5 separate regions of the Mus musculus genome follow, and all the other regions are linked to region 5. The links are chromatin loops, found by intact Hi-C in ENCODE. Cell type or tissue: gastrocnemius. All regions are shown on one strand. Links, peaks and the distances in the headings refer to the core of each region. The heading gives the core; the rest is flanking DNA. Region 1 holds the start of Gm40434 (a long non-coding RNA gene). Region 2 holds the start of Gm31512 (a long non-coding RNA gene). Region 3 overlaps Dnaaf2 (dynein, axonemal assembly factor 2). Region 4 has its middle 6.5 kb from the start of Gm40434. Region 5 overlaps Vcpkmt (valosin containing protein lysine (K) methyltransferase).

Region 1 (6,283 bases), core at 734-5,733, 110 kb before region 5:
GAGGATGCTCGGGTGTTACTCCCAAGAGCTGAAGAACTGGAATAAAGCAGATGATAAATGTCCCAGAAGAGGCAGGCAGCAGTGAGGATCACTGGGAGCCCTTCCCCTAGAGCATCCTCTGACTGAGTCTTAGCTGCTCTGCTCCACCAAGCAGGCAGGAACGGAAGGCGGCAAAGCAAGGAGAGCCTAAAATAAACTCACAAAGAGTTTAAAGGTCTGCCTCATCAGTTCCTCTCATGCAAACAAAGCCTACCTCTTCAGGTTTTATTAACTCTGTGTGTGTGTGTGTGTGTGTGTGTGTGTGTGTGTGTGTGTGTGTACGTACATGTGTGTGCGTGTGTGCGCGTGCATGAGCGTGCAGGCGCATGTGCATATTTCTGTGGGTTGTGTGTTTGAGAATGCCAGAGGTCAATCTTTGTTCTGAGGAACAATATCACTGAACCATTATTTTGTTGCTGTTCTTACACAGGATCTGAGGCTCTGGCTGGCCTAGAACTTGGTATGTAGGCCAAACTGGCTTCAAACCCACACAGATATCTGCTTGCCTCCTGAGAGCTGGGAATAAAGTTGTGTACCACCATGCCTGGCAATTTTAATCATTCTTAAGTGTGCAAATCATTGGCATTAAACACATCTTTGGTGTTGTGTGACTATTAAGATTTCTTGAACATAAAAAAAAATCTACGCAGAAACTGTACCAACAAGCAATAATTTATTTTTTCTCACCCCTAATCCCTTGGGAACATTGTTTTATACCCCTCTGAACTTGATCACTCTGGGCGTGTGTGTGTGTATGTGTGTGTCTGTGTGTGTACGCACATACCACACACACTGGAGTGACAGCTCAGGGCTTACAAGTGCTTGCTGCGTAGGCCTGAGGACAGAGTACAGGTCCCAGCACTTACATGAGAGCTGGGTTGTGCAGTCACGACTCCGGTATAAGGAGGACTGAGGCAAAAGGATCACTGGAACTTGTGGGTTACCAGGTAGAAAAAAATGGGAGCCCAAGTTCAATGACAATAACCTGCCTCACGGGAATGGGGTAGAGAGTGATAAAGCAGGACACCTAATGCTCATACATGTGTGCCATACACACATACACCACACACACATATATGATATACACATATACAACACACACAATACACACAAACACACACATACACCACACACACATATATGATATACACATATACAACATACACAGTACACACAAACACACACATATACCACACACATATATGATATACACATATACAACACACACAATACACACAAACACACACATATATGATATACACATATACAACATACACAATACACACAAACACACACATACACCACACACATATCATATACACATATACAACATACACAATACACACAAACACACACATATACAACATACACAACACACAGAAACACACACATACATCACACACAAACACCACATACATATACAACATACACAACACACAGAAACAAACACATACACCGCACACAAACACATACATACACCACAATACATGCATCACACACATGTACAACATTCACAACACATACAAAAAGGCACATACACCCCCACTCACAACTATACACCACACACATACACATATACCACACTTAAACATATGTCACACAAATATACACACACATATATATATACTATACAAACATGTTACATACTTCATATACACACATCTACAACACACATTAAACACACACTCATATATGTATATATATGTGTGTATATACATACATAAAGCACATATTTATATGCCCCCATACACATATGCACCCACACATTCATCACACACATATATAACACATATAACAGATTCACACATACACATATATGCATATTTATACACATATACACCACACAGAGAGAGACAGACACACAGAGATACACACACACACACACACACACACACACACACACACACACCAGCATGTTGGTAGCAGTCCATCTAGCCATGACCACCCCAGGAGTGCAGCAGACGGGCCTTTAAGAGTACTTGCCTAAGCAGTGGCTACTTCAAAGGCAATGAACCCTGAGCTAATGGACCCCACATCTTACCCAGACTGCAGACAGGTCTGCCCTTTGCTCTGGAGGAAAATGTTATCTGTTTTCCAAGGTTCCAAGCAAGACCTCCTCTTGCTTTGGAGACGTGGTAAGTTTATCTTCCAAGGCTGTGTACCACCCACACATCCTTGGAAAGACAGTCACATGACAGGTCAGTGTCTTTGGTTACCAGTAATACAGAATTGTGAGAGTGTACAGAATTGTCTCCAGGATCCCTCTTTTCGGGGACTTCTGTGTATTTTTGGTCAGAACTATCTCATGGTCTGTCTTAAACTGAAAGAGAGGCCCTGAAACTGATTGCATCTGGGCCAGTGGCTGCTGCATACAGTTGTAGTTCTGTTTTCCAGGAGGCAAATGAAAATGGAGCATCCTTGGAGCAAGGCCAGTTCTGTGCCCAAGGGTTTTCCATCTGCGTGATCAAAATAAAATAAAATGATAAAATAAAATGATAAAATAAAATGATAAGATAAAATAAAATTATGGTTTATTGATTTGTCTAGAAGTCTAGAAGTAATGCACAACTCAGACATAAAATGTGTGCTTTGGGTCCCAAACAAGTAGCGTTTTATTGGTTTTGAATAAGTTACTTGAATCCATTTAAGTGTGGTGTACAATTTCAAAGCTATAGCTGACTAAAATCTAACTGTACAGCTCACAATGGGAGAATATTGGCTAGTGTAGGCAAGACCACAGGTTCAAACCTTAGGAAGTGGCAGAGGCAATTTATGCGGGCTGTGTGTGTGTGTGTGTGTGTGTTCGATTATCTATTTTTGATGTTTTTGGGATGAGGTCTCCCTGTCTCCCCATGTAGCCAGGGCAGGTAGTGACATACTGCCGTGCTGCCTCAGCCACCTGAGCTGGGATTATAGGTCTGTACTTACTATCTTACTTGGCTTGGCCTTTGTAATCAAGACAAATTCTGTCATGAACGTCAGCCCCTCCCCCTTTTAATATCTATAGCTTTAAAAACACACTCCCCCTGTGAAAAGATAGGTGTTTGGGAAGAGATTTATAAATATGCCTTTTCTGGTATTTATTTTAAGAGTATTTTTTCACCTCATGACAGTCACTTGAGGCTCACAACGTTCCCACGGTAACCACTTTTGCCCCCTCCCTCCCCCTCAAAAAACCTGCTGGTTGCTGGCAAATATTAAATCTTTTACCATCCGCAACACCTTTGACTAGAGTTGGCTCCCCATGTAAAGGGCTTCCTGTTCAGGCACAGGCCACGCCCAGCACCGTGAGACCCTACTCAGTGGACTGCTGGTTCTAGGGAGGAGATGGAGAAGTGAGGACGCTATGGGGGAACCTGACTCCGCCTACATAGTATGGTTCATTTCTCCAGCAAACGCCTTTGTTTTCTTTTCAACAGCGCGGAGAGCTCGGGAAGCGATCCCGTGCCAACGTGGAAGGGGAGGGGTGGGGTCGAGACTGAGCATGCCTTTCCCAGAGGCACGGAAGTTGGCAAATAACTTTCAGACACTCGGCTCCACGATTTTGAAATACAAATGCTCCTCTCCTGGAAGGGAGGGAAAGTTTTGAATCGGGAACTTGGTTGATTCAAATCTGAATCCCAAAGCATCATGGGAGTAATGGGTAGGAGAGCCGGCTAGGAGCAAGGAGTGTTTGCTTCTCTTCTGCGTTAATGAGGAGTTGTGTTGTCAGCAAGGTTTTTGTGTGTGAGACGGAGGGGTGGTGGTGGTGGTGGTGGTGGTGGTGAAGGCTTGTTAGAGAGAGCAACTTTGAAAATTTAATTTTCCTTGCCAGTGACTAATGGGCCGTTTGCAATGTGCATGAAATTACATTCTGAACAGCCGAGAGCAGCCAACGTGAGGCCTCTGCAGAGAGAATTTGGCATCCATCTATCACTTCCATGTGAGACAATCTGGAGGCTCTTGCATTATTCTCTGCTGTAACCAAGAAAACAAACAAAAGCCTTGCGCCGCCTCACTGAGCAACAGTCGGTCACTGGAAAGGAACTAGAACCAAGAGACCATACCTTACATTTTGTTCACGTGTTTCTGAAGCCCGGGTGCTCATCGGGAGTCCACCATTCGATTAAAACTTAACCAAGTCAGCTCAGAGGTTGTGTAATTAAAAGACTCTGCACACAGGCAGTCCCATCTCCTGATGTCTTAAGGGTTTTGAACAGAATAAAGGGATTCCAGGACATTTTCTCATCTTTGTCCTGTGTTTGCAGAGGCGTGTGTTTTCCTGAGATGGAAATCTAGGAGACAGCACAGTAGGAGAAATCCTTCATTTGTCCCCATAGACAATCTTCAAGGAGTGCTGGCCACCCACATGCTAGGTGCTGTTCATTCGCTAGGATTTTTCCAAATAAGATTTGACAGGGCCCTCGCGCCCCTTCTCGGGAGGTAAATGCAACAATTGAAACAGAGAGGTTGAGTGACTTGTACAATATCACACAGCTGGTTACCGAGGACCACACTATGTAAAAATGACACCTAGAGTTCCTCTAGTTTTGTGGCTCAGGAGTCCCTGAGCAAAATCCTACAGCATAAAGGAGAGAGATACTCAGGCTGAGGCAAAGGGAAAGGGGCCTCTTAAGGCACGGGCAGTGTTTCTAAGGGCGGTGAACAGTCTCCTTAGAGATGTGTTGACAGGCTCCTAGCCTTAGCTGTCTATCCTATCCAGGCTTTCTTTGCTGTTAGGGTCACCTATTCCCCATCTCCACTGGGATGACTACAGCCACAGGGAGAAGCCCCAGCTGCAGAGAAAGCCAGAGAAAGCCAGAGAAACCTGGCTGATCTTCTCTCCTGGTACCAAGGCAGAAGAGGGAACCGTTCTCCTTCAAATGACCTTTGTGAGGTTAAGTCCTTTTTTTTTTTTTTTTTTTTTTTTTTTTTTGATTTTAGAGACAGGGTTTCTCTGTGTAGCCCTGGCTGTCCTGGAACTCACTTTATAGACCAGGCTGGCCTCGAACTCAGAGATCCGCCTGCCTCTGCCTCCCGAGTGCTGGGATTAAAGGCGTGCGCCAAGTCCTGTATGTTTGGGCATCTGTGCTTCCTAATTCGCTCAGGCTCCAAAAGGACTCAGTTCCCCCAATGCCCCTGCATTCTGGTCCTGGGGCCAGTGTTCCTTTTCTGCAAGGCTCTAATTGTACCAACAGTGATGATGTCTGAATACATAGCGCATTATCAGCAAGAAGCGCCCCTAGCTTATACAGCCTGCTTTCCCCCTGGAATGGAGTTCTGTTTAATCCAGACAATGTGTTTGGAACTGAAATATGATTGTTCATTGTTGAAAATTAGAAAGCCCAGGCTGTCCCCTTCCTCTGGAGTTTCTTTACCTGCCCCTCATACTGTAACAATGTCAACCTTCTCATTATTTATTCTTTGGTTATTAAAACCAAGACAAGGATCTGTGATCCCTACCACCACCAAGGGAACTGTATTGGCTCAGGACCCCCAAGACCAAGTTCTCAGCCCAAAGGAGATTTATTTGCCTCAGAGGGACAAAGGGCAGAGAATAAGAGACAAAGACAGGAGATAGAGGATGATAGAGAAGGGGAAGGGAACAGGGGTGGGGGGGGAGATATTTGTCTCGTAGTGGGACAAAGGACTGTGTCTGGATAGAGAGGAGACCGATGTGGTCAGTAGGTGAATGGCAGTTTATACAGGTACAAGGGAAAAACCCATGTAAGGTGAGATGTTTAATTTTAATTGGGCATGTTAATTAGGTGAGCCAAGGGGGGGCTTTGGTTGCTGGACTTGAATACTTTGATAGTTGGACATTTGTAGTTAGCTCAGGAGGAGGAAGTGGCCGGATAAGGGGATAGACCTTGGTGGCCAGTTTAAGAATATAATCTAACGGTTTAGCAATGCTGAAGGACAAAGCCCACTAGAGCCGTGTTTGCCATGCTGGGCTGGCTCGAGTCCCTTTACCCCCTCCCCCAAGCACAGTATGATAATGTTTTGCTTTAAAAAAATATATGGGCACCTCTAATAAAGTAGATAACTGGTTCAATTAGCACGACTTAAAAAACCCAATATCAAATCCCACTGGATGAACCCACAATATGAAATCGCAAAGGTTTGGATTAACCAATGTTTGAACACCCAGGTTAGGTATTCCTTTAGAAATTTAATGGAAAAAAAATCACAATTGAAGATAATTGTTCACATCTGCTTGGCGATGCTTCTATTTGAAAGGACAATGTGAAATTATGAGCTACAA
Region 2 (6,283 bases), core at 921-5,920, 79 kb before region 5:
ACTGCAAGGGAAGAAATAAACACGGAGAAATTAATGGGCTCTCCAAAAGCCACACAGCTACTAATTGATGGACTTTAACCCAGACCATTTGACTCCAGAAGCCATGTTTCTACCCTGATTATCTGGTATTCCAAGTTATACTGCACAGCTTCGGGAAATAGCAGAATGTAGAATACACAGCCTGCCTGTGTCCACTCCTTGGCCAATCCCTGAGATGCTGAGGATGGCTTGTTTGGGGAGGGACTAGAGGGACCAGTAACTAACAGTTCTTCCCGAACCACATCTATCAGAAGAATGGTTTCCCAGACAAAGAAACCAGGCAGGCAGCTGTCATGTCTGACCATATCAGGAGCTTCTAGGGTTGATCATGGGCTAAGGCCTCTGCTGGGCTTGCTGCCCCCTCAAAGTCGTCTGAGTCTGGAGGGCATACAGGGGTAATATTCTGTATCAGGGTCTCTTTTCCTGTTCTCATTGTTATCTATTAAGTGAGGGGAAGGCTGAGGCAGGAGGATGTCAAGAGTTGGCGGCCAGCAAGAGCGACATAGAAGAAAAGGTGGAAGATGGATAAGGCAGAGACCGTAACGAGAGGGGCTAAGGCCAGTTTCTTGTTTGTTAGGATTTGATGAGCTAAGTAATGAGCCAGTTATGCATCAGGATACACGCACGGAAAGCTCTAGAAAATGTCAGCCGTGTAAGCACGAACTCTCTTAGTGTGTGTGCCATTCAGGGCCCTTGGCCCTCACTTGTGACAGCATTAGGTCTATTCTTCTGATAGGTACTCAGACCTTGAGTCTCCCTAGGTTTGCTTTGGTTATTCGGGGTAAAACTGAAGAACTGCTCTCTACTGAGGGGAGCTGCAAAGGGAGGGGTGGGGGAGGGGATGGAAGAGGAGGTGTGCTAAGCAGGTGAGTGGCTGGTGGGAACAGGGACTGAAGGGATCTGGTTGCTTCTGACAAATTGATGACAGTAAATAAGATGAAATGCAAAGGAAAAGAAACAGAAAGAGACCCAAACTGGCAAAACTCTGGTGTTGAAACTTAGAGAGATGCAGTTCAAAGTTATTCAGTGCTATGCCCATTAATCTTTTTTTTTTTTAAGATTGTCTTAGTTTGAAGCCATGACTGGCTTAGAGAGAAGTCACTATGTAGACCAGGCTGTCCTCAGACCTATAGCAATCCTCCGGCCTCTGTCCCCTGAGTGCTAGCATTATAGGAGTATGCTACCATACCTAGCTCTCTTCAATGATTAAAAAGGAAAATTAAAATCTTAGCTGGATGTGTTCCCAGAGGCCCAGCATCCTCAAGGATGAGTTGAAGGCTGGACGAAGCAGCATAGCAATTTCCAGACTCACCTGAGCTGAGGAGTGAGACTCTATCTAAAACACCAGCCACAAAACAAAGAAACCCTCGCAAACCGGGCCCATAAGATGTGGGTAAAGCCACATGCAGACAAGATCTAGTGCTCCATCTCTGGGACCCACATAGAGAAAGGAGAGACTCAGTTCACAAAGGTTGTCCTCTTACCTACACAAGTGTGTCTTTGCATACATGCACACATGCAGTGTGCATGTGCACACACAAATGTACACAAATGAATGTAATAAAAAAAAACCTAAACAAATGAAACCAGCAAACTAAACATATAATAAAAGCTGAGTGTGCATACTTGGAATTCTACCTACCCCTCGGGAGCCTGAAGTAGGAGGATTATAAATTTTGAGCCCTGCCTCAAAAACTACAATAAGATCTGAGGCTGATGAAGATGGCTCAGAGGGAAAAGGTGCTTGCTGTACACCTAACAGCCTGAGTTCCATCCCCAAACCCACATAAAGGGGGAGAGAACTGACTCTTCAACGTTGTTGTTTGATCCCCAATGCATACTACACATACATATGTCTCCCATCATGCATTGCATGCATTATTAATAATTATAACAAATACATTCAGATAAAATTAGAATTGACAAGGCACACTGCTTATATGGAGCAAGGAACTTTGTTAGACCTCCCTATAGGGATTCTAGGAACAAGGCCTGCAAACCGGATCCATGCACAGTGGACATCTCACTGGAGCTCCTCCGAACTGCTTGTTTAATTATCTACCCCTAAACGTAGGCTCTTAGTACAATAGCCATTTCATTTCCTGGCTGCTGCAGTCAACAGAGGTAGGGATGACACTGGAGAACCAAACTTTGCCTCCCTTGGCATCTGTTGCTTGGTTCTGATTGCTGCTTGGCCTTCTCAGCCTCTCATCTTCAAGAAGGCTAACCAGGGGTCTACCAGATGGCTCAGCAAGTAACGGCGCTTGCTGCCATAGCTGATAGCCTGAGTTTAATACCTGGAACCTACATGGTAGAAGGAGAGAACCGACTTCTAAAAGTTATCCTCTGACCTCCACATGAACAAACATATGCATGAAACAAATAGATAAAAAGCAAAACCTGGAGTAATGTAAGTGTTTGTTGGTGGATGGAGAGGCTAATCCGGGATCCTTCATATATAGCACTAAATACTAAGAGGGAAAGACTGGGAGCTGAAGGGCCTCGTAGGGTATGAGTTAGGCACAGAGCAGCAGCTGCTGCGTTAGTGGCCAAAACAAGCCACTAACTTAGGGAAGGAAGATCCAAGAGGTAGAGAGATAGGTTCTTCACAGACTATCAGTCACATAGAAGAGGGTTTTTATACAACAAGGAGTGGAGCGTGTGTCTTTTTCTTCTCAGTCTATGACATCTCATTTTCTCTAACTCTTTCAATTAACGTGGCATGTGTCTGGGAGTATAACGATAACAATGTGTAGTATGTGTGGGAGGCTGTAGCAAACGCACTGGCTCCACTCATTATTCAGCTGCCATTTCCCTCTGATTAACAGAACTTCAGTTGCTTCCCACCCTCCCAAAGTGGCAGCATGCCCAGTTACAAATATTTACTCCCCAGATTCCCTAACGGCTGCTGTCTTCTCCATGCGACCTATTTCTGGCCAGTGAGTGTGATCCGACGTCTCCTGATCAGGTCCTTATGAAAGCCATTGTTTTCTGAGTGAAGGGAAACAGTCAGTAGTGTGTAGTGTGTGTCCCTGTAGTGTGTAGTGTGTGTCCCTTTCCTTTCCCGATGTTCCCTCCTGTGTGGGTCACGAATATAACACACCTGGTGGTGGAGCCACCACTGGAAGTCATGAAGCCGATATGAAGGGCAGCGTAATGGAAGGACAGAATGAGGCAGGAGACAAAGCCATCACAGATAATGGGAGCGGGAGAAGGAAAGAGGATCCCTCACCCCAGAGCCTGACTGAAGCCTCTCACCAGCTAAGAATCCCAACACAATGAACAACATTCGAGGTTCATGGAGAAGCAGTGTTCCTTTATGCAGAGATACTTCAAGCAAGAATAAACAAATAGCAACCGATTACACTGAAGGCCTGAGATTATGTGACCTTTGCCTTTCCCAGCTACTCAACTGGAAGTTTCTAGGAATCTCTTCAAAATCTCCATTTATAGTAAAGAACATGTCACCCCTGCCACCCCATGCAACTCTGGCTGCTCCTAGTCTTATTTTACCAGATTGTAATCCCCTCCCCCCAAGTCAGCTCTGAAGCCATCCTACACTCCTACTTATTAAAGGGAGGACGATTCTTAGCAACCCTTTGAGATTGAATTTGAGAGCCACTAAGATGGCAAACATGGCTACTTCAAAGTCACTCAAGTGCAATGGCCCCGTGAGAAGGCAGTATCTGTGCTCACACGGCTTGTTTTTTCTCTCAACCATCTTTCATTTTAGAAATAAATTCAAGCTCTGCTTCCTTCTAGCTTTTCCTGAAACTCTTTTCTGCAGTGCAGTCAAGGACCTGCCTTTACCTGAGTGGAGTTCCCTAAAGAACGAAGGGCACTGACTTCTCAAGCTGCTGGCAGCTCTGTGTCTGACAAGAAAAACTCCTACTTGGTTAAGACATGAGGACTGTGGTTTCTACTACAGATGGATTTCCTGGGAGATAAGGCTGGGAAGGAAGACAGGAGGGTGATCACAGGGCTGTGACGTGACTATTAGGCAGATGCCAGAGAGGCCGTGAAAACTGACATGGGTTTCTGCCTTCTGTCCTATGCACGTGCGTATGTGCATGTTTGGCTGTGCCTGACTCTGAATGAGAGAGGATGTGTGTGTGTGCATAGGAATAAATGGTCTCTTCTCTACTGTTGCAATAGAACACCACAGACTGGGTACTTTCCAGTGGACAGAGACTTATTTGATGATTTTAGAGGCCGAAAAGTCTAAGATTGTGGTGCTAGCTACTGGTGAAGGTCTTCTTAATGGGCCATAAGATGGCAGAAGCTATCACGTGGCAGGAAGGAATGGAAGGAGGGAATGTTTAAATCTGCTTTGATAAGAAACCCACTCTTGGGCTGGGGAGGTGGCTATGTGTATAAGAGCTCTTGCTACACGAACCTCACAACCTGAGCTGCAATCCCCAGAACCCATGTACAGGCGGGGCAGAGTGCAGCAAGCTGTAACCCCAGTGTGCCTCTAAAGGGACACGGGAAGCAGAGACTGGGGAATGTCCAGAGGGCTGTGGTCCAACTGGCCTGGTGTACACAGCAGCAAAGAGACCCTGTCTCATCTGGTGTGCAAGGCAGTGAGGAATACACAGAAGTTATCTTTCGACTTCTGCCTGCATACACATCTGCATCTCCCCCCCCCCCCCAAACATGGACAAGGGGCTGGAGAGATGGCTCGGGAGTTAAGATGGCCAGCTGTTCTTCCAGAGGGTGTGGCTTTAATTCCCAACACCCACACAGTGGCTCACAGCCCTCTGGAATTCCAGTTCCAGGGGATCCAAACCTACAACCGCACATGGTACATAAACATATATGCAAGCTAAATACCCATATACACTTAAAAAAAAACACAAACAAGCACACAGAGAGATACACACATGAAAGAAAACAAATCTTGTGATAGCAAGCCCACTCCCATTCTAATGACGCGAAGCCATTAAAAGAGGAAAAGCCCATGAGACCATCTCTGAAGAGCCCATCATCCCAAGTCGTTGCATTGGGAATTAAATTTCTAGCACATGGACTTGGGGAAACACCCAAGCCATTGCAGAAATGCTACAGCTGGAAAACTTTAAAACAAATTTGAATCCTGATTTTGAAAGACCGATTTAATAAGCCGAAAGTGGGGAGATAATGGTCATAGCTACAACACGCACACTTAGATTCCTGAAAATGATGCTAGAATGGGAGGGCTTAGTTTCACAGCCGGGGGGGAAGGGGGGGTGTTGAGCTGACTGAAGAGGCTTTGGATGAGATCACAGAAAGCTGTGAGTGCCAAGAGTCCGGCTTTCTCTCTGCCTGCAGTGTTCAGCCAGAATCCAGACTCCTGGGCTGCCAGCCACAGCCTCCACACAGGGCATGCCCCGGGGAACAGTACCGGCTCATCTCAGAACTGGCCACTGGAGCCCCTCCAGTGGAGGATCAGGATGCCAGCCAGAGACCAGGGAGTTTAACTTGGCCAAGAAGAAGCTTGGCGGGGTCTGATAATAACTGTAATAGTCAGCCATCATCGTGTAGAAACCACACCTAAACCTAGCGTCTTCCCACAATAACCGTTTGCTCATAACTCCTCCACAGTGGGGCCAGGAGGCTTTTCTCTGTCTGGTGTGGGTTTCTGCACATCGGAGGCATGTGGGACATCCAGGGACCGCTCTACCTCATTTTCCTTCCTTGTCCTTTACAGGCTTCTCATCCACAGGATGGCAGACTGAACATGGCTTCTCAGGGCATCAGATCAGTGGGGGAGACTGCTCTAGGGCCCTCTGTGCCTGTACTCAGAATTCCTGTGGTCTTCTATGTCACCAAGTAAGTCCCCAAACAAGCCAAAGGACAACAGAGAAAGTGAGTACCCCAAAATTCAGGAATAGAACTGCTTAGGGGCTGGTTTATAGCAGTCCATCAAAATAGCTAATATTTAGAGTTCACAAAGAACAGTTATGCATGCTTGATCTTGACAATGAAACCAAATTACAGTTAGCGGTACTAGAAAACCCAAACCAGAAGATCTTCCTAATTTGTAGCACTTACCAATATCCATAGTGCAAACACTGCTACAATGACAATTTTAAACAAATATTAATTTAAATTTTATTTTCTGTGTATGAATATATGTATGTGCACTATAAATGGAACCCACAGAGACCAGAGGACAGTGCCAAATTCCCTATAACTGGGGTTACAGACAGTTATAAACTGCCATATAGATTATGAGACTTGAACCCCAGTTCTCTGTAAGAGC
Region 3 (6,283 bases), core at 460-5,459, 380 kb before region 5:
TGAAGCAAAGTTGCCTGGGCTTTGGCTTTTGAAATGTTTTACCACATTTGTATCCTGTGTGCACGTGTGTTGGTAGTGAATGCTGAAGGTCAGAGGACGTTGGCTCTCTACCCTGTGAGTCTCAGGGACAGAACTCCAGGCACTTTGGTGGCAGGTACCTTTACCACTGAGCTGTCTTACTCTTTGCTTGTTTAAAGATTGGTTTGTGTGCATAGCTCTGGCTGGCCTTGTGTTTATAACCCTCCCACTTGTGCCTTCAGCTGGGATTACAGAGCCCTTTGCATGCAATGCAAGGGTTGTACCCCAAGTGCATAATGTTCAACGTTGCATGGGGAGAGATGTAAACACCTTCTCCAGGATTTACACCCCTGTATAGTATCTTAACCTGATATCACCAGTTCAAAGGACAGAAGAAAGAGGTTTCCAGGAGTGTTCAAAGGCTAGTCATTAGTGGTCTTACCTGAAACAGAACTAGATCAGCTCATGGCCTTGGGCCTAGTGACACCCACAGACATTTCTTCCACTTATATTTTTTATGTTTTTTTTTTTCCATTCTGGTCTAAAATACTTTGTGAGAAAAAAAACCCACAAATCTGTTTGGATCTCCTCTTTGCCTCATTTTAGAAGTTACAAATTGATTTTAAAAATAGTTGGTTTTGATAGAAAAGGCAATTTTTCTGTCAGAACAAAAATGGCCAGGTTTTTGTTTTTTTAATTCCTCTGCTAAATTTATTGTGTGTGGGTATTTTGTCTGCATGTGTATCTGTGTACCACCTGTGGAGGTCAGAGGGCGTTGACTCCTCTGGGACTGGAGTTAACACATAGTTGTGAGCTGCTAGGTGGGTGCTGGAAATTGAACCAGGATCCTCTCAAAGAGCAGCTACTATTAACTAGTGAGCCATCTCTCTAACCTCTTTAGAAATTTTAAACATTCTTTAAAACCAAAAGTTTTTTTTTTTTTTTTTTTTTTTTGGTTTTTCAAGACAGGGTTTCTCTGTATAGCCCTGGCTGTCCTGGAACTCACTCTGTAAACCAGGCTGGCCTCGAACTCAGAAATCCGCCTGTCTCTGCCTCCAGAGTGCTGGGATTAAAGGCTTGCACCACCACGCCCAGCTACCAAAAGATGTTAATACTTTAACTTCCAAGAAATTAGAGTTGGTTTTGAATAATCTTAAAACATTTAAATTTATCTGTATGCATATTGATGTTTTGCCTGCACGTATGTATGCTCACTTGGGCACCTGGTGCCCACATAAGCTAGAGGAGGGCATCAAATCCTCTGACCCTCGAAATTAGGTGGTTATGAGCTATAATGTGGGTGGTAGGGATCGAACCTGGGTCCTCTCAAGAGCAAGGGCTCTGAACTGCTCAGCCACTGTCTCCAGTCCCCAAAAGGATGAGTGCTCTCTTTTTCCCCAGAGACAGGTTCTCTTTGTAGCCCTAGCTGTCCTGGAACTGTGTAGATCTGGCCTTCAATTTACAGGCCCACCTGCTACTGCAGAGGATTTGGATTAAAGGTATGCACCACCACACCCAACTTGTTAATCTGTGTATGTGTTGTGTGTGTGCACAAGTTTGTGTGCCACCATATAGGTGTAGGGGTCAGAAAACACTTGCAGAAGTAGATTCTCTCTTTCCAACATGCAAGTACAGGGATTGAACTCAGGTCGTCAGGCCTGCCAGCAGGTACCCTCTATTTGCTGAGCTATCCAACTACACCCCAAATTATCTTAAATTATATATGTGACAGACTTTTATGAAAACTGGTGCAAAAGTAGCTAAGTTTCATTTCTACTGGTTTAGATCATTATCTGTTAGGAGAGTTCTTTCCCTTCTTAAAAATGTGAACAAATTTTAGGATTGTATTCCTCCATCATATTCCAGTTAACTGCATTCTTGAGAATGTAGGTAACAAACGTTAACTCAATGAATTTTTATTTTGAAACTTTAATATAAAAATCAAATTGAACACAAACCCAGGATCTACTTGTAGTCCAACTAAGTATCTTTAACCCAGCATGCTGATGCATGCCTTAGTCCCAGCCTCAGAAACTCAGGCAGGAAGACTTTGAGGGTAGGCCAGGCTACATAGGGAATACAGAACCAACCCAGGTCTCACAAACTACGGGACCAGACAGATGGCTTCCCACCAAGGCCGATGACCTGGGCTTAATCCCAGAGACACAGTCTTCTGCCTTCCATATGCATGTGATGACCCACATCTCCACATCTCCTTGACCCCAAATAAATGTTTTTTAAGATACTTTGGCCTTTAATCTCAGCACTGGGGAGGCAGAGGCAGGCAGATTTCTGAGTTCGAGACCAGCCTGGTCTACAAAGTGAGGTTCAGGACAGCCAAGGCTACACAGAAAAACCCTGTCTCAAAAAAAACCAAAAACAAAAAAAGAATACTTTGAAAAAAATCATAAATATTTTCTCTTATTAAGGAAACTATTCAAGAAAAGTATCTCCAGGGGTTTTTGTTTTTAAAAAGGCATGGTCTCACGTAGCCTAGGCTGGCCCCTAATTTTGTAGCTGAGCCTGACCTAAACTGACTGACCATCAGGTTCCCAGTGCTAGCTAGGCATTGGGATTGCTGCCAGCTTCCTCACCAAAATTAACTGTAAATGTTTGGTTTTACATCAATTTAAAAACACAAACAACCTGTCTTAGGTCCCAATTTTTTTTACTCAATTTTTAAATTTCAAAATCATATACATCAGTCTAAATCATATAGCAAGGGATTCTGAAAACTGAATGCACAATGAGTCGTGTGGTCTCTAATAATCTGCACACTACCATCCTGCATATTCGTCTCTTTTATAGTGTCAAAGTCAGGTATGTTTTGAACCACAGTTTTGTTCAGTAATGAAGATGGGTGATCTCCATTTATTTTTTCCCCCTTGCTTATTACTGGCTCTCTTATATTTTCCTTTTCCTCAGTCGAGTAGGTAGTACTACTTTCTCTTATAAACTCAGGATCCATTTTTGCCTCTGGTTGCAGCGGTTTTCCAGACAGTACGTGAGGAACCTCAGGACAGCCGTGTTGCAGGTCCACAGCTGAACCATGCGTGTTTATTTTTAGTGCTTCGACTGCTGCAGCTGAATCAGAAGCAGCTGGAGAGGTGGCGGACTGGTCAGCGGCTTCTGCTTCACTCAGAGGACAGCCTTCTCTGACTCCTTTTCCCTTTCCTTGAAGCCCAGCAGGATCACTACATTCCTGCAACTGTATAAATAGCAAATTAGTAATTGTTTGAAGCAACAGAATTGAATCAATTGAAAAGCAAATGGAATCATAGCGTTTACATATGTGTGTGTGTGTGTGTGTGTGTGTGTGTGTGGTGGTTAGGGGTGTTTAGAGGTGAGAGTTTTCTGGAGGTAGTTTTCTCTTTCCATGGTTGCAGCAAGCATCTGTATCTACTGAGCCATCTCAACCTCAAACTAAATTCAATTTTCTTTAAAAAAATTTTTTTTTAAAGATTTATTATGTATAGTGTTCTGCCTGCATGTATGCCTGCAGGCCAGAAGAGGGCACCAGATCTCAGTATAGATGGTTATAATGGTATACTATAGTGGTTATACACATAGTGGTTGCTAGGAATTAAACTTAGGAAGGACCTTTAGAAAAGCAGTCAGTGCTCTTAACTTCTGAGCCATCTCTTCAGCCCTTATATTTTGACAGGGTCTGGCTTGGAACTAGATCTGCCTGAAATTAAGCCACAATGACTGGCGGCTTTGATTTGCTAATTAAATTTTTTCAGGTACGACTGGAGAAATGGTTTAGCAGAACACCTGCTGGGAAGACCAGGTTCAGTTACCAGCATCCATATGGCAGATTGCCCCGCCTGCAGCATACTTGTTAGAGCAAGTGTGTATATATACATGCTGACAAAACTCTCCTATACACATAAAATAAAAATCTTTAGATGCACATTTCTTTCTTTCTCCTCTTTCTCTCTCTCTCTCTCTCTCTCTCTCTCTCTCTCTCTCTGTCTCTCTTTGTTTATCTGTCTTTCTCTTTTTTATAGTATAGAATAGAGTTTATTCAGGGCATGGGGAGGGGAGTTAAGAGGGTAGTAGAGACAGAGAAAGGCAGAGAGAAGTAGAGAGTATAAAAAAAAAAGAAAAAGAAACAAAAAAGCCGGGCGTGGTGATGCATGCCTTTAATCCCAGCACTTGGGAGGCAGAGGCAGGCAGATTTCTGAGTTCGAGGCCAGCCTGGTCTACAAAGTGAGTTCCAGGACAGCCAGGGCTACACAGAGAAACCTGTCTCGAAAAATAAAAACAACAAAAAAAAAAAAAAGAGAGAGAGAGAAAGAGAAGTGGAGGCCGGCCATAACCACGGGGAAAGGGGGAAGGGAAGCAGGGAGAGAGCAGGAGAGCTGCCTGTCTCTCTCTTGAGACAAGGTTTCTCTACACGTCCCTGGCTGTCCTGGAACTCCGTGTGTAGATCAGGCTGGCCTGCCTCTGCCTCCTGAGTTCTAGGACTAAAGGTCTGCACCACTAAGGCTGGTTAAAATTTAAAAAATAAAAAGAAAATTCATTTCAATTATTCTTCATCTCTTTCATAATGAAGGACAAAGCTTTTGAAAAGTGCCTATAAACACCTTTAGTTACTAAAAGGGCATTGCTGAGTTTCTCCACTTTCCTTCCTCAGTGTGGAATGCTAGTTCCTAGGTGGGTTTTGTCCAGTGTTGGCCATGAGCATAACCTAACTTAAGGGTTCAGCTAAAAACAATGAGTAAATTCTATGATGTCATTTCTATGGTTGGAAAGCCAAGAGACTTGCTTATTTCTGCAAACTTTCTAAATATATATGCATAACTGGAGGAATATTGTGGGATTAAAAACATCTATCCTTCTAAAAATCAGATTTAAAAATATTTTATTTAGGGGACAGAGAACAGCTCAATGGCTACTCTTCCAGGAGGCATGGGCTCAATTCTCAATCCACATGGTGTTCAAGCCTGTGTAATTGCACTTCCAAGGGATTCGATGCTCTCTTCTGGCCTCCAGTGGGCACCAGGCACAAGTGTGGTACACAGACAGACGTGTAGCAAAACACTCATATAAGATAAATGTTTTTACTGTCTGTATGCCCACATGTGTGACACGGTACATATACAGAAGTTGCTCTCATATATTTCTTTCTTGGATTATAGCTAACTAAATTGTTCTTTGGTATATTCTTAGCAGTGAGGCCATGATGAATATCTTTTTGCCTTGTGTGAGTCTTAAATGCTTTTGCTGTGTGTGGTGCTCTTATAAATGTTACACAGACTATAAGATTCTGGATTTCAAACCACAGCAAGACAAACTGCTAAAATTGTCTAACTGTAAAATTCTGACTCTAAGATTCATTTGCAAGTTCAATTGCTGTTTAGTAACTATTAAATTCATCTGACTTTTTAAATCTCTCTGGTGTTTACTCACAGTAAAATGATTTGTAACATGAAAATAAAAATGTTTTATTATATAGTAGACATGCAGACAGAAGTCTTACCACCACACTCTGCCCACCCATTATGTACATGTTATTTCAAATTCTGATGTCAAAAATTGAAGAACTGCAGTCATTTGGCCAACAGTCACTGGTATTGCCGTCAGTCACTATTTTTGACTGCCCTCTAAGCTCTTACCTCTGCATGGATCTGAACCTGCTCATCAGTGGCCTGAAGAACCTCAATCAGCGGTGGGGCCAGAGACCTTGCCTGCTTCAATGGGGAGCAAAGGACCTCTTCAAGAAACCCATTAACATTTTCTTCATTGATAAACAATCTTTCCTAAAGTAAAGAAGAAAAAAAAATCTAGTATTGCCCAGAATATAACTAATATGAAAAACATGTATTCATGAGATCTACCTAAAAAGAGAAAGGAAAGCCAGGCTTGGTGGTGCACACCTTTAATCCCAACACTCGGGAGGCAGAGTCAGGTGGATTTCTGAATTTGAGGCCAGCCTGGTCTACAGAGTGAGTTCCAGGACAGCCAGGGCTATACAGAGAAACCCTGTCTCAAAACACCAAAGAGGAAGGAAAACGTCTTGGTGCTTTTCCTGAGTTTACTAAAGTAGAGCTGTGCTTTTCCTACGAGGATGAGCTTACAAACAGCATTCTTCTTTCATTTCTCCCAAATATATATAGTGTCAGAGGTAGCCCAGGGGAGCCTCTGGGTACCTGCTGGTGATCCTTCTGCCTCCACCCCTAAGTGCTGGTGCCTCTTGTTCTGTCTTAGGAATATTCACTGCAAAGGCTATAGTTCAGTCTTCTATTAATTCCTAATGAAC
Region 4 (6,283 bases), core at 558-5,557, 120 kb before region 5:
GAACCTGGGCTGGAAGTTGAGGGTCTTGCTCACACTTCCACCAGAAGTGAGTCTTGGTGTTGCAGAAGATGCAGAATACACCCAGAGAGCACATCCCAGTTTGGTGTTGGGGAGACAGCTGCATGAAGAAACGTTCACAGCATCCTTGAGGTTGTCGTGGGAAGCTGTGGGAGCGACAAGAGGCAAAGCAGAAGTGGAGATGAAGTTGGGTGGACAGAAAGGAAAGCTGAGAAAGGAGATTCTAGCTGGACAAGAGGAGTGGAGAGAGGTAGCATGGAGGAGCCGGGGCCTACAAGCCGGCATGGTGGGGACATGGAGCAGAAGGCAGGCAGGCATGTGAAGGCGGCTGCAGAGACGGCTCATTCAGCCATCGCTACAGAATTAGCCGCCGTCAAAACCAAGTGGCTTAACTCCAGTTAATATCACTTCCCAGAATTCTACAGTTTGAGTTGGATGCAGCTGGATGGTTCTGCTTATAGAGTGTCAGTTGGGGTCTCAACACTCACAAACAAAACAACAAAACAAAACAAAATAAAAAAGACTTCTTTACTTGGCTATCTGGTGCCTCCATTCGACTGCCTAGGCCTCCCTCTCTCCCTTTAGCTTGGGTTTCTGCGTAGCATGGTGACCTCCATATGGTTGGACTTCTTTCCACGTGCAGGCTTCCAGGTGAGAGTCGAAGGTATTGCCAGTGCACTAAATGTGTGGACCCAGAAGTACCAGAGCATTGTTTCATTGTAAGCTCCATCTTAAAAGCATTTTGTTGCTCAAAGCACATCTCAAGGCCTGCCTGGTTAATGCAGAAAGTATCTTCTACTTCTGGTGGGAGAGAGGTGGGTTAGCAGTGGACTTCTTAGACTACCTGTGCAGCGGCCAGGAAGGGCAAAGATGAAGGATGACCAGTCTGTTTCTCTGGGAGGTTGATCTATCTGTGCGTCATACCCTGAGTTTCTGCTTCATGGCTGAAATTGGAGAGGAGAGTTCCTTTCAGACCCCTGACTCATCATAAGGAGCTCAGAGCAGAGTGGCTGGGTAAGGACCGGGCTTTGGACCGCCTTTCATCTCCATGTGAGATGGATTAAGCACAAAGCTGTACACGTGTCATGGAGATGCCTGAACTGAGCCTCAGAGTCTTCTCCGGGAGTCCACAGAGATGAGGGGAACTGAGCCGGGTGCTAGTTGGAGACAGGGTCAGAGCTAAGGCTGCGGCGACCTCGGTGAATCACTGAATCCTGACTAAACCGAGAGACCAGCCAAAGAATCCTCTAACACCTGCAGAAAGGATGAGCAAGAGAGAAGGGGGATGCAGCATCAACTCCAGATTCTCATCTCCTAACTCTCCCAACTCTCACCACAGAGTGCACCCCTCCCACCCAAGAAATAATCAGCTGTCGTCTTCTAGAGGTGGGCAGTACACAGCAGATAGCCTAAGGAGCTGAAACTGTCTCAAGGGCTGAGAATACCTCCACCTCCCCCCAGGGGCTGAAAACACGCCCGGGGCAGGGGTGGGATGGGGGAGTCGGTTGAGAAAACTACTAAGGAAGCTGAGAACATCCTTGAAAGGCTGAGAACATTCCTGGGAGGGATGAGGATATTTGTGAGGAGCTGAGAACACTCTCAAGAGGCTAAGAACACTCCAGAAGGGCTGAGGATACTCCTGGCGGGGAAAGAACACATCTGAAGGGGTTGAGGATACTGGTGGAAGATTGGTAACACTCTCAAAGAGGCCGGGAACACTTTTGAGGGTCTGAGGGGAATGATCTCAGGGGTCTCCTCATGGTATTGCCTACCCTGTACTAAGATTTACCCAGCAAGAGAGACCAAAGGAAGGTCAGATACGTTATAATGGTTAGTGGTCTGGGAGATAAGCTGAGAGGGCTTAGTGAATTACAAGCTGGGCAGTGTGGACAAGGTTTCTAGGTGATGGGATGGGTGTGAGATCCCCCTAGCCCCACAGCTCAGTAGATAAGAGCATCATGGGTGTGTTTAGGAAGAAAGTAGAATTTAGTCAGCAGGCAGCTTGGGGTTTGAAAAAGCAATGAGATGTCTGGAAGGATATGGCTGTGGTGTCTTAGTTAGAGTTTCTATTGCTGTGAAGAGTCACCATGACCATAGCAACTCTTGTGAAGGATAACATTTATCTGGGGTTGGCTTACAGTTCATGGATTTACTCCATTATTATCATCATGGTGAGAAGCATGGTTGTATGCAGACAAACATGATGCTGGAGAGAGGGTAGCTGACAGTTCTACATCCTGATCAGCAGACAACAGGAAGAGAGAGACACTGGGCTTGGCTTGAGCATTTGAAACCTCAAAGCCCACCCACAGTGACATGCTTCCTCCAAGAAGACTTCAAAGACATACTTCCTGATACTGACACTCCCTATGAGACTATGGGGGAACATTTTCATTCAAACCACCACACATGGGAAGGGTGCAAGAGTCTGGACTCCAGGAAAGAAGTGTTGAAGGCTGTAGTGTTGGTGTCAGCAGAAGCAGCTGAGGACCACTAAGAGAGGAAGTATGAAAGGAGGAAAGTGAGTCAAGGCCTGGTGGGGCTGAGGAGGGAAATATCAGTTGTTCTCGGTCTTGCAGAGACTGTCACTGAGGCCTGTGGGGATACTCTCTTCTATGTGGAAGCATTACTTGCCGATAAAATCTGATGGACAATAAGGTGAGGCAGGATTATAAGGTGTGACATCTGGCAGAGAGAGAGAGAGAGAGAGAGAAAGAGAGAGAGAGAGAGAGAGCGCCAGACTCAGAGTATCAGATGTGTGAAACTGAGGAGAGGTAACCAGCCACGTGGCAGACATAGAAGAGTATAAATGGGATAATTGAATTACAAGTTGGTTGGCTTCAGTGGAAAAGACCATGGTTACAGAAGCCCTGAACTAAGAGAATGCCCCACTCCTACCCCACCCCACCCCATCCCCACCTTCTGAAATCCCCTTCTGCCTCCTCTGGTGGAAGGCAGCACAGATTGGCTCTCCAGGCCCTCGAATTCCATCCTGGCTAGGTTCACCTGCCTGTGGGCTGGCTCTCCCTTCTCTTCAGAAGCATTGAAGGGAGCCTCCTCAGCTCTAACAGAGCCAACCAAGGTTCTTCCTCAGAGCCCAAGCAGCCCTGTAACCCCTAGGCCCTTTCCCTCAGAGACAGACTTGATGAAGGTGCAGAGCCTTTTCTGAGACACGGCTTGGCCTCCCAGATCAGAGGCCATTAAAAGTCTTCTGGGAGAAATGTGAAGAGAGTTGCATCCTGAAGTCTCTTTGGGCACTGTGGCTTCCGTGTCCTCAGTGTGAGTGTCTACGCCCTGGTTGGTACCAGGCATTTCGGAGCCCACTGCCTTTTCTGTATTTATCCTGATAGCCCTGTTCTAGGGCTTCAGAGCTGAACATCCTAACACTGGGCTCTTTGGAAATTTCACATCTTCAAGTAGCTGGCATCACACTGGCGTTTCTCTCTCCCGGGCCTCTTCTTTTGAAGAAGGAATATAGCATTATTAATAAATGACATGATTTCCTTTGGGTGGGTTTGTTGGCAGTAACAGCAACACACACAAGCTGTTCCGAGAGGTTTTGGTTGTCTGTGACTTTGAGGGAAGTAGATCTGAGTAGGACTCCAGGCCGCCTGGCTCTGATCTCAGTTCCCCATTCCCATTTCTTTGTAGTTAAAATAAACGCAAGACATTGTCAGGCTCTGTTTATCCTTGGTGATACCCTAGGCATTCTTCCTTTGCCTTTATCTCTTTGAACCAGACAAAGAAAAGTTCTTTTGAATGGTGTGTGTGTGTGTGTGTGTGTGTGTGTGTGTGTGTGTTTGTATGTAATAGAGAGAGGCAGGCAGACAGAGAGAGACAGACAGACACACACACACACACACACACACACACACACACAGAGAGAGAGAGAGAGAGAGAGAGAGAGAGCATTACCAGCCAGTTAGGTGTGTGGAAGGTGGAGGTTGACATGGGACGTCTTCTTTAACTGTTTATCAGCGTTACGTTTTGAGTCAGTCTCCTGCCATACCAGGATCCTACTGTTTCTGCTAGATTGGCAAGCCAGGGCGCCCCCGAGGTTCACCTGCCATCACCTCCTTGCCCTGGAGTTACAGGCAAGCAGCATGACACCTACGTTGTACACCGACGAACCCCGGGATGTGAACTCACGGTCTCACACTTGTACAGCTAGGACTTGACCCCAAACTCTCCCCCGCAGGCCTCTTTAGTTTCCAATTGGATTTCAAGGTGATGATCACAGTCTAAAGTGGACAGAGACTCATGGGAGGCAGGCGAGGGTGAGATGGAGTGGGTGGCAGGGGTGAGGGAGAGTGGGTGTGGTGGAGAGGTGAGGTGGGGGTGAGGGTGAGTGGGAGAGGGGAGGTGTCTGCTGTACGTTGGAATGGAGGCAATGTAGGAAAAGCTAATGCTTTTCAGACACATCTCAAAGTATTTCTCACCGACAGTCAATTTCTATCACAGTAGGAAAACGGATGGTGGGGATGTTAGAGGGTCTCAGCTTGCTGAAAAACAGCCCTGTTTTCAAGAGTGTTACAGTCATCTCATACACTAGGCAAGGAAAGAAGGTTTTCATATAGAAACCGCTTCAATGATTCACTCCAAACTGAGATCTCAGAGCGGATTCCAGGCTCGTTCACTCACCAGCTTGGAACTCACCAGCATAAAAGGCAGCCTTCTGGTGTGAGACACATGCCAAGGTAAGCAGGCACAGCAGAGAGGCAATCTGCACCCTCCATTCCTTTCTTCCAGGGCTTTCATGCAACTGTGAGGCAGATCCCATAGACTCCACAGCCAGTCCCTCTGCCATGGCCTTCCCAGTGAGCCAGCTTGGCTGGAAGGCTCAGCTGGTGACCACTGTGGCCACTGAGACACTGCCTTGGGGTTCTCTTCTGTCCTCTTGAGTTTCTGAGCTCTTCTGCCATGTTTTCTAGCTATCATGACCCCTCCAGCTACCCCTTCAATGCTGGCTCATGATTCTCTGATGGTCGCTCCACTCCACCCCTGCTAATTTGCTTGAGTCTAGGCCAGGAGTTACTAGATGAATATACTGGAGGAGGAGTGAGTGTAAGGCCCAGGAGCAACATTTTCAAGAAACTGCATTATAATCCCATTCCCTGAGAAGATGTCATTTTTGAAGGAATTTCCAGGCTTGCATGAACAAGTGTGTTCCTGCATACGTGTGTGTGTGTGTGTGTGTGTGTGTGTGTGTGTGAGTGAAGGGGGGGAGATAATAAGATAGAGGAAGTTGGAGAAGAGAAGGATGAGAGAGAGAAGAGTAGCTATCATTTATTAGTTTGTTCATCCCATCCATGCAGTGATGCTCAGACACCCTGGATCAAATGTACAAGGTACCCGTATTGCCCACGGTCAAAGTCAGCCACTTTAAAGGAAAACCATACTATTCACTCTCCACAAGGACCATTCAGTAATTCTTGCAAGATTCCCTGTCCCAGAAATCCCAGGTTTCTACATGTTAACTCAGCCCTAGAGCAGATAATATCGTCATGACGGGAAGACTGGTGGGTCAAGCAAGGCCTTGTCCAAGACCTCTGTTACTAGGTAGATCACTGTATATCTTTGCCTCACAGAGGCAAGTGTCGTCTGCATTTCAAGGCTGTTGGTGGGAGGAGCAGGACCCAAAGTCTTACCCTCACATTCTGTGAGGAATGGCCCCACCACCCACAGAACCTGTTGTGCTTCCCCACTGGTCCAGGGCACTTTCCCTTCATCTCTCAGACCACCCCAGTCTCCTTTTCCTAGGGTCCCTCAATGCTTTGTGGTTTCTGAAGTAGACCATGAGGTATCCTACTCCTTTCCCCCGGTCTCAGTGATGCTCAAAAACGGAGCCTGAGGTTACAATTCAGAATTATCTGGGGGGAGCTTCTACAGTGCTGGTCATCCAGGAACTGGGATCCCTGCTCCAGACCCAGGCTGTACACTCCCAGGGGAGAGAAAGCTCAGTGGTGAGTCTCCCAGTAGCAAGGATGAGCACCTGGTGACAGATGGGGGATCTCCTAGGAGGGAAATGATAGTAAGAGCAGAAGAGCACGTGAAGAGACAGCTGTGGGTAACAGGAGAGGGTAAAGCGTGGGAGCTTTTGCAGGCGAGACAGGAAGCCTCGGGCTGATCTGGAACACCCCATCTGGGGTCTTTTGAGGGTTGCTGCAAGCCCTCCAACACTGCGTTTTCTATTCTCTTTCTCCCTCAGAAACATATTTCAGTTATTTAGAAAAGGATTTTTTTTGAAACTTGAACTCCAAATGCC
Region 5 (6,283 bases), core at 843-5,842:
AAGATTTTTAAAAAATTATTATATGTAAGTACACTGTAGCTGTCTTAAGATACACCAGAGGAGGGCGTCAGATCTCATTATGGATGATTGTGAGCTATCACGTCATTGCTGGGATTTGAACTCAGGATCTTCAGAAGAGCAGTCAGTGCTCTTAACCATGGAACCATTCTTCCAGCCCTGTGTGTGTGTGGTTTTTATTTATTTATTTATTTTCTTGAGGTCTTATGTAGCCCCAGCTGACCTCAAATGTGTCATGTAGCTGAAGGTGACCTTGATCTTCAGATCCTCCTGTCCTCTAAGTGCTGGGATTGTAGGTATAAAATGGCTATTAAAAAAACAAAACAACAAAAACAAAAACAAAAACAAAAACGTGGCATTTACATTTGAGTCATTGACATCAAAAGCATTTTAGGCTTAAACTTTGATTATTGAGGAGTGTTAAACGTGCTTTTCTTGTTTTCAGTTTTAGAAACTAGCATTCTATGTGAACTCTGTGCTCCGAGGGGATTCTTTTGAACTTGGGAGTGCTGGCCCTTTTATCTCAACTTGACTTGAGCTAGTCACAGAAGGAGCCTCAGCTGAGAAATTGCCTCCATATGGTATGGCTTTAAGCAAGCCTGTGGGGCATTTTCTTAGTGATTGATGTAGGGGGCCCACGCTTACTGTGGGTAGTGCCATCCTAGGGCTGGTGATAAGAAAGTTGGCTGAACAAGTTAGGAGGAGCAAGCCAGGAAGCAGCACCCCTCTGTGACTTTCTGCATCACTCCTGCCACAGGTTCCTGCCTGCTTTAGTTCCTGCTCTCACTGCCTTTGATGGTAGACTATGATATGGAAACAAAGTAGCATATGGGCATAGTGTTTCAACACTATGCAATGGATATGGTGACTAAGACAATTTGGGTAAAGTTTCTTATCCAGTCAGAGCATGTCAACAGCCGGCTATTTTGCACATGTGTAAGGAACAGGTTTTTGGAAGGCATTCTTTTGAGGAACAAGGTGGAAGGCTGAAGGTTGCTACATGGGGTCGCTGGTATAATACACACAAGTCTGGAAATGACTGCCAAGGCAGTGATGAGCCAGCACACAGACTGAAGCCCGTCCTGCAAAAGCCCGATTATCAGATGATTAAAAAGCTGAACTCAAGGTAATTCTTACTACAGAGCAGCTGTGAGGAGTGTGACAGACTGCAATTGGTGGCTTGTCGGAGCCTGAGAAAGTCTGTGGGCTCTCCGTATAGTCTGGCTTGACCTCAAGATGTCTAATCCTGTTCTGTAAGGAGGAAACGTCGGCGTTTTCAACCTTACGAATATTAAAAACATGAACCTATCATACATTAAAGTAACGTATCAGTAAAGATGTCAAAAATCAAGAGCTGTTTAATGTTTATAGTATTTTCATCAATGGGTTTAAAATCCTTCAAAAAACAGGCAGAGTGGGAGGCTCACGCCTTTAATCCCAGCACTCAGAAGGCAGAGACAGGATGGGTTCCTGTGAGTTTGAGGTCAGCCTGGGCTGCACAGGGATTTAAAAAAAAAAAAAAAAAGATTTACTGTTTTATGTATGTGAGTACACTGTTTTTAGACACACCAGAAGAGGGCACCAGATCCCATTACAGATGGTTGTGAGCCACCATGTGGTTGCTGGGAATTGAACTCAGGACCTCTGGAAGAGCAGTCGGTGCTCTTAACCGCTGAGCCATCTCTCCAGCCCCTGAAACTGTATTTCAAAAGGCCAGCGACTAAGATGTAACTTAGCTGTATAGTAATTGCCTAATGTGCACAAGGTTTAGTTATTAGTGGCACACACGCATACGTGCATACTCACATACACACACAAGCACACTTGAGGGACATAGCTCAGTGGTAGGCACTTACTTGCTCAGTGCACAAAAGGCTGGACGTTCAAAGCCCAGTACTGAAAAACAAAACAAAATGTTCACACGTCACATGCTATGTTTGTAAGTGAACAGTAATGGCTTCCCGTCACCTTTCTAAAATGGCTGACTCATTTAACTAACAGCACTGTGAACCAGTGTTCTCAACTTTTTCCTGCCTCAGCTGCCATTCCTCCATGATAGGGGAGGGACGTTGGCATGAATTCTATACGCTCAAAGGGATACCTGGATTACACAACGCAGCAGATAAAAGCAACTGGCATTGTGCAGGTTTCCCAGGTCCCCACCCGTATTTCCACTTTTGCTGTAGTGATGTTTACTGTTTGCCAGGTACTCCGGTGCACTGCGTAGAGCAAACAACTTAAACTCCCATGGGAACCTCTGCGGCCCATGATAAAACCATCCTCTATTTACATGAGGACAAGGCACAGCGTTTAAGGAACAAGATCACACAGACAGTAAAAGACAGGCTGTGGAATCAACTCTGGATGGTGCAGTCCTTGGGTTTCTGTCCCGACACACTTTATTCCAAAGGCACAGGGAGAAACCATTACCATACAGAGGACTTGTCCTAGCATATTGTACATACTAGTCACAGACTTCATCTTGTAATGAGTGACAGGGCCTCAGTGGCTGGGTGGTCTGTGTTCTGTGTCACGTGGGTCTTAAGGTTTTAACAACTTCACCTGCCTTTACCTGCCTGAGCCTTTACCGTGTTCCCACTCAGAACTGGGAAAAGGGAAACTCAGCTGTCCTATTACTTTCCCGTGGGATGTGGTTCACCCTAGGAGTACGTGATTGTGGGAGGGCCACTGACAGACAGCTTCAGTCTTCTGATGTGAAATCTGATCTTCTGTGGAAGAAGGCATGCCCATTTGGAGAACTAGTTAAAGCTGATTAGAAGTTTTAAGTCCGTAGAAGCCGCATGTCAGATATAAAGCTGAAGTTCACCTTGAACTTTATTTTTAGAACTGCACTAATTAGAACAAAGTTAGACTCGTAAAGGCCTCTTCCTTGCACAGACGGGAATCTACAGCAGAAAGGCCATTTACAAATCACAACATATGCAGCTTCGTGAGCCACATAGGTTGAACAGAATGAAACAGAAAGCTACACCAAAGACAACTTCCTGGGAAAGCCGTCTCACTCAGCTTCTGCCGTGTTTTCTCCAGCAAGGACCCTCCTAATGGGTAGACTAGTTCTGAAAATCAAATTTAATTAAAAATTTTTAAAATCTGAGGGCTGGCTGCAATTCAAAACCGAGTCTTTTCACAGCCACCTTACTAGACGCTGTTTAAAGACAAAGATGTGTAATGCCACCTACAGGGCACCTTTGGAACTACAGTCCTACTTCTATGTCCCACACTGGGTTAAAAAAAAAAAAAGGCAAACCCTTGCTCATCACATTTAGCCAGAAAGCGTGAGGAGGGGGCGAAAAGAAGCACAAGAAGACGCACCGCCATTCTGTCCTGCACTTAAATAATAATGTGGAATCAAAACCAACCCGGTGTCACCAACTATAATCCACAGACTGTTAGAAATGGGAGAAGAGTTAGGCAACCAGAGGGAGAAGGTGGAAGAGGCTCAAGTCACTGGTGAGGAGGCCTGCAATTTGCCTCTGAATTGTAGAATCCCTCCCCCAGCCTTCAGTTAACAGCGATTCTGGTTCCTAGAGTTGTTCCACAGGTTTTGAGGTTCAGCCCCTCATTCTGGGCAGGACAGGCCACTCTAACCAGAGCACTTCTCTTCCCTTCTCTCGCCCTCCCTGCTGGGAGGTAGTAGACACGGGTTTCTTTATGGTGGTGATTCTCAATTTAGGAAACATTAAAGCTATTTGGAGTCCTTCAGTACCACCACCACACCTCCTGTTTACTCCGGCTAGAATGAAGCTTGACCTTAGCATAGTGCTTGGCTTCTGCTAGCTTCCAATTTTCCAAGTGACCACACAGTCTGGTTGAAGAAACAGTCCCTACAAAGCTAGGAAGTTACAGGTTCTAGGACAGCTAGGGCTACACAGAGAAACTGTCTCCAAACACCAAAACGAAACAAAAATCCCCAAACTTAAAGCCAAAACAAACACAAACCAGTTTGGGGCTGCAATCTCTTTCCAGGTGACGTCCACCTACTCCCTGGTAAGTGGTGCTAGGCCCCGCAGCCCACAGCAACAAACCCTGCTTGCTCAAGAGGACCCCAACTCATCTCTAGCATTTCCCTGACACACTGGTAATTACTTGAAGCTGGGCAGTTGGTATACTGGTTGATGCCCAGCTAGAGGCATGACCTCACTCATCTCTTGCACCTATTTGTTTTTGAGATATGGCCATGTGTTCCTATGTGTCCCAGAATGGCCTTGAACCCATGATCCTGCCTCCACCTTCCAGGTGTGTGCTGTGCAGCTCCCCTTGGACGTACACATCGATGCTGAGCCTTCCAGCCCCCAGCTCACAGATCGATTCCCAGGTTGGCAGGTCCATCTACCCTCTGCTTCAGGGCTAACAGCAGCCGTCCTGCCCCAAGCCCTGGTCTAAACCAGCCAAGCCTCTCCCTGAGCAACACAAGCCTAAGCAGAGATACTGGCTTCCCCTTCAGCGGATGAGTTACTCCTTAGGCCCTTCTTCCAGGGGGGTCTCAACTACAGGGCTTTGCTCACCAAAAGGCCTACATGTGCCCAACACTGAACTCCTCCAAAGCAGGGCTTCTCCCAGGCTCCTGTGTGGGAAGCAGTTGGCACTGAGGGTGCCCTTTAGTTAATTAAGTCCTGCAGTAGAGCTCAGTGCTGGCCTCACTCCACAACTGGGAGTTTTAATTTCCCGCTTCATTCTGTTACAAATTCCGTCCCTCCCCAAGGTCAGGTTCCCAGAGGCAGTGATTGTGGAAGGACAGGTTCAGGAGTGGGTCTAGCTAGCAGGGAGGAGGGGAGGCAAGCAGGGTGTGGTCCCCAGGAAACTGGTACTAAGCTGCTCTGTGGGTTAAGCCAGCTGGACTTCATATGAAAGGAAGTCTGGGATCGTGGGAAGGGTGTGAGAATCTGAGGGGTCTAAGGTCAGTGTTCACTCCAGCCCCATGTTATGGAGCGAGCTGTGTACGAGCTACTGCACGCAAAGCTGCACACACTCAGCCTGTCTGCCTGGGGCAAACTGCTCCACGAGGTGCCATGCACGGACACAGTATTCTGAAAATCTAACAGCAAGCAAGCTTTAAAGGCTGAAGAAAGCTCCCAAGAAAGAATCGCTCCAAACTGACTCTTGTCTTCAAGTCTCTAAATGGAGTCGCTCTTGCTTTCTGGAAAGCAGTTGTTTGTTATAAATGTTCATCTCATCAGAGACGTCTTGGAAGCAGAGTCACAAGGTTTCAAAAACGGTGTTTATTTCAGCACATACAACGTGCCATCTAGCACCGACTGTAAACTCCAGAATACATCTGGTTACTACTTTTTGGATCTGGTGGTGGTGCTCAAGACTGACACAGTAGACTATGTGAGCAGGTGATTATTGGAACAACAAAAAAGTTGGAGACAACACAGTAAAAACCATTTGATAAATGTACACAGAACTCCATTTAAGTATGAAGCAGAAGCCTGCAACTGGCTTTCTCTCCTCACACCTCCCTGAGACAGCGCTTGGTCCCCCGTCCCCTGACTTATCTTCTTAGTGACCTAGAGCTACAGCGCCCCAGACTCCCCAGTTCACTAGTCCCCAGTTCCCCAGTTCACTCACCTACCTGTGATGGAGGGAAACACAACTCTGCCCAGTAAAGGTACAAAATAGTATTTTCAGTTTCCTTTCAAAGAACATGTTAAGTATTAAACATAACACAAAGGAAAAAGAGAAACCACTACACAACTATGTAAAAGTGAGACTGCCTCTGAACTTCACCTTAGTATTATATAATGAGAGACACTAGCACTGGAAGCTGGATTGCATCAACTTCTCTATGGTTTTGGGTTTTTGCTCCTTTCTCCCTCCCTCCTTCCTTCCTTCCTTCCTTCCTTCCTTCCTTCCTTCCTTCCTTCCTTCGAGACAGTCCTATTATGCTTGGAACCAGCTTGCCCCGTAGAGCAGGCTGGTCTGGAACTCAAGAGGGCCACCTGCTTCTGTCTCCCCTGTGCTGGTATTAAAGGCGTGCGCCACCATGACACCAGTCCTCAGAACATTCCTGTACAGTAATAGATGCCATTAGAAATTGGATCAACTGATTTTGAGCTTCTTAGAAATGTACTGAGCCAACCATGCTGCTTCAGACTTGAGGGTCTCTCAAAATTAATTTTTATTTGAGTGATTGTCAACGTTTCTTTTAAGCAGAACTTGATGCCGAACTAAGTAAACCTACGTTAGATTTCAGCCCACAGGTGGGCGGGCGGGTGGGCAGGCAGACATTTCACATTGTGGG

The links. Peaks named below come from ENCODE experiments on the same cell type or tissue, not always from the same donor. Only the 100,000 strongest peaks of a DNase experiment are listed, where the experiment ranks them.
Region 1: it touches region 5 in a loop (2.3-fold over the local background); 10 of 42 quality-filtered maps call a loop at or near these places.
Region 2: a loop joins it to region 5, with 2.7 times the contacts of the local background. A loop is called at or near these places in 9 of 42 quality-filtered maps.
Region 3: a loop joins it to region 5, with 2.4 times the contacts of the local background. A loop is called at or near these places in 7 of 42 quality-filtered maps.
Region 4: it touches region 5 in a loop (2.3-fold over the local background); 12 of 42 quality-filtered maps call a loop at or near these places.

What each region holds. Positions count from the first base shown.
Region 1 is chr12:69,458,644-69,464,926 of GRCm38, forward strand. It overlaps Gm40434 (a long non-coding RNA gene), which reads left to right and starts at 3,153. Exons shown (of 2, transcript XR_872790.2): 1 at 3,153-3,412; 2 at 3,854-4,203. It overlaps 5830428M24Rik (RIKEN cDNA 5830428M24 gene), which reads right to left. Exons shown (of 5, transcript NR_038060.1): 5 at 6,144-6,283. In gastrocnemius, for the core only: no CTCF peak of the experiment used is centred there; DNase peaks (open chromatin) are centred at 3,430 and 3,930; H3K4me3 peaks cover 1,370 bases; H3K27ac peaks cover 3,124 bases.
Region 2 is chr12:69,491,958-69,498,240 of GRCm38, forward strand. Gm31512 (a long non-coding RNA gene) reads left to right here and starts at 5,275. Exons shown (of 3, transcript XR_381638.4): 1 at 5,275-5,886. In gastrocnemius, for the core only: no CTCF peak of the experiment used is centred there; DNase peaks (open chromatin) are centred at 2,909, 4,629 and 5,392; H3K4me3 peaks cover 867 bases; H3K27ac peaks cover 1,990 bases.
Region 3 is chr12:69,187,169-69,193,451 of GRCm38, forward strand. It overlaps Dnaaf2 (dynein, axonemal assembly factor 2), which reads right to left. Exons shown (of 3, transcript NM_027269.4): 2 at 5,640-5,783; 3 at 1,919-3,226. The coding sequence ends at 2,720. Among named protein-coding and RNA genes, the nearest start is that of Mgat2, 6.2 kb to the left of the region's middle. In gastrocnemius, for the core only: a CTCF peak has its summit at 3,533 (motif pointing right); a DNase peak (open chromatin) is centred at 3,826.
Region 4 is chr12:69,452,160-69,458,442 of GRCm38, forward strand. No RefSeq gene overlaps it. Among named protein-coding and RNA genes, the nearest start is that of Gm40434, 6.5 kb to the right of the region's middle. In gastrocnemius, for the core only: no CTCF peak of the experiment used is centred there; DNase peaks (open chromatin) are centred at 3,264, 3,566, 4,152, 4,288 and 1 more place; H3K27ac peaks cover 1,374 bases.
Region 5 is chr12:69,571,492-69,577,774 of GRCm38, forward strand. It overlaps Vcpkmt (valosin containing protein lysine (K) methyltransferase), which reads right to left. Exons shown (of 6, transcript NM_001033236.3): 6 at 5,244-6,283. Among named protein-coding and RNA genes, the nearest start is that of Vcpkmt, 8.4 kb to the right of the region's middle. In gastrocnemius, for the core only: a CTCF peak has its summit at 3,222 (motif pointing left); a DNase peak (open chromatin) is centred at 3,218; H3K4me3 peaks cover 802 bases; H3K27ac peaks cover 1,310 bases.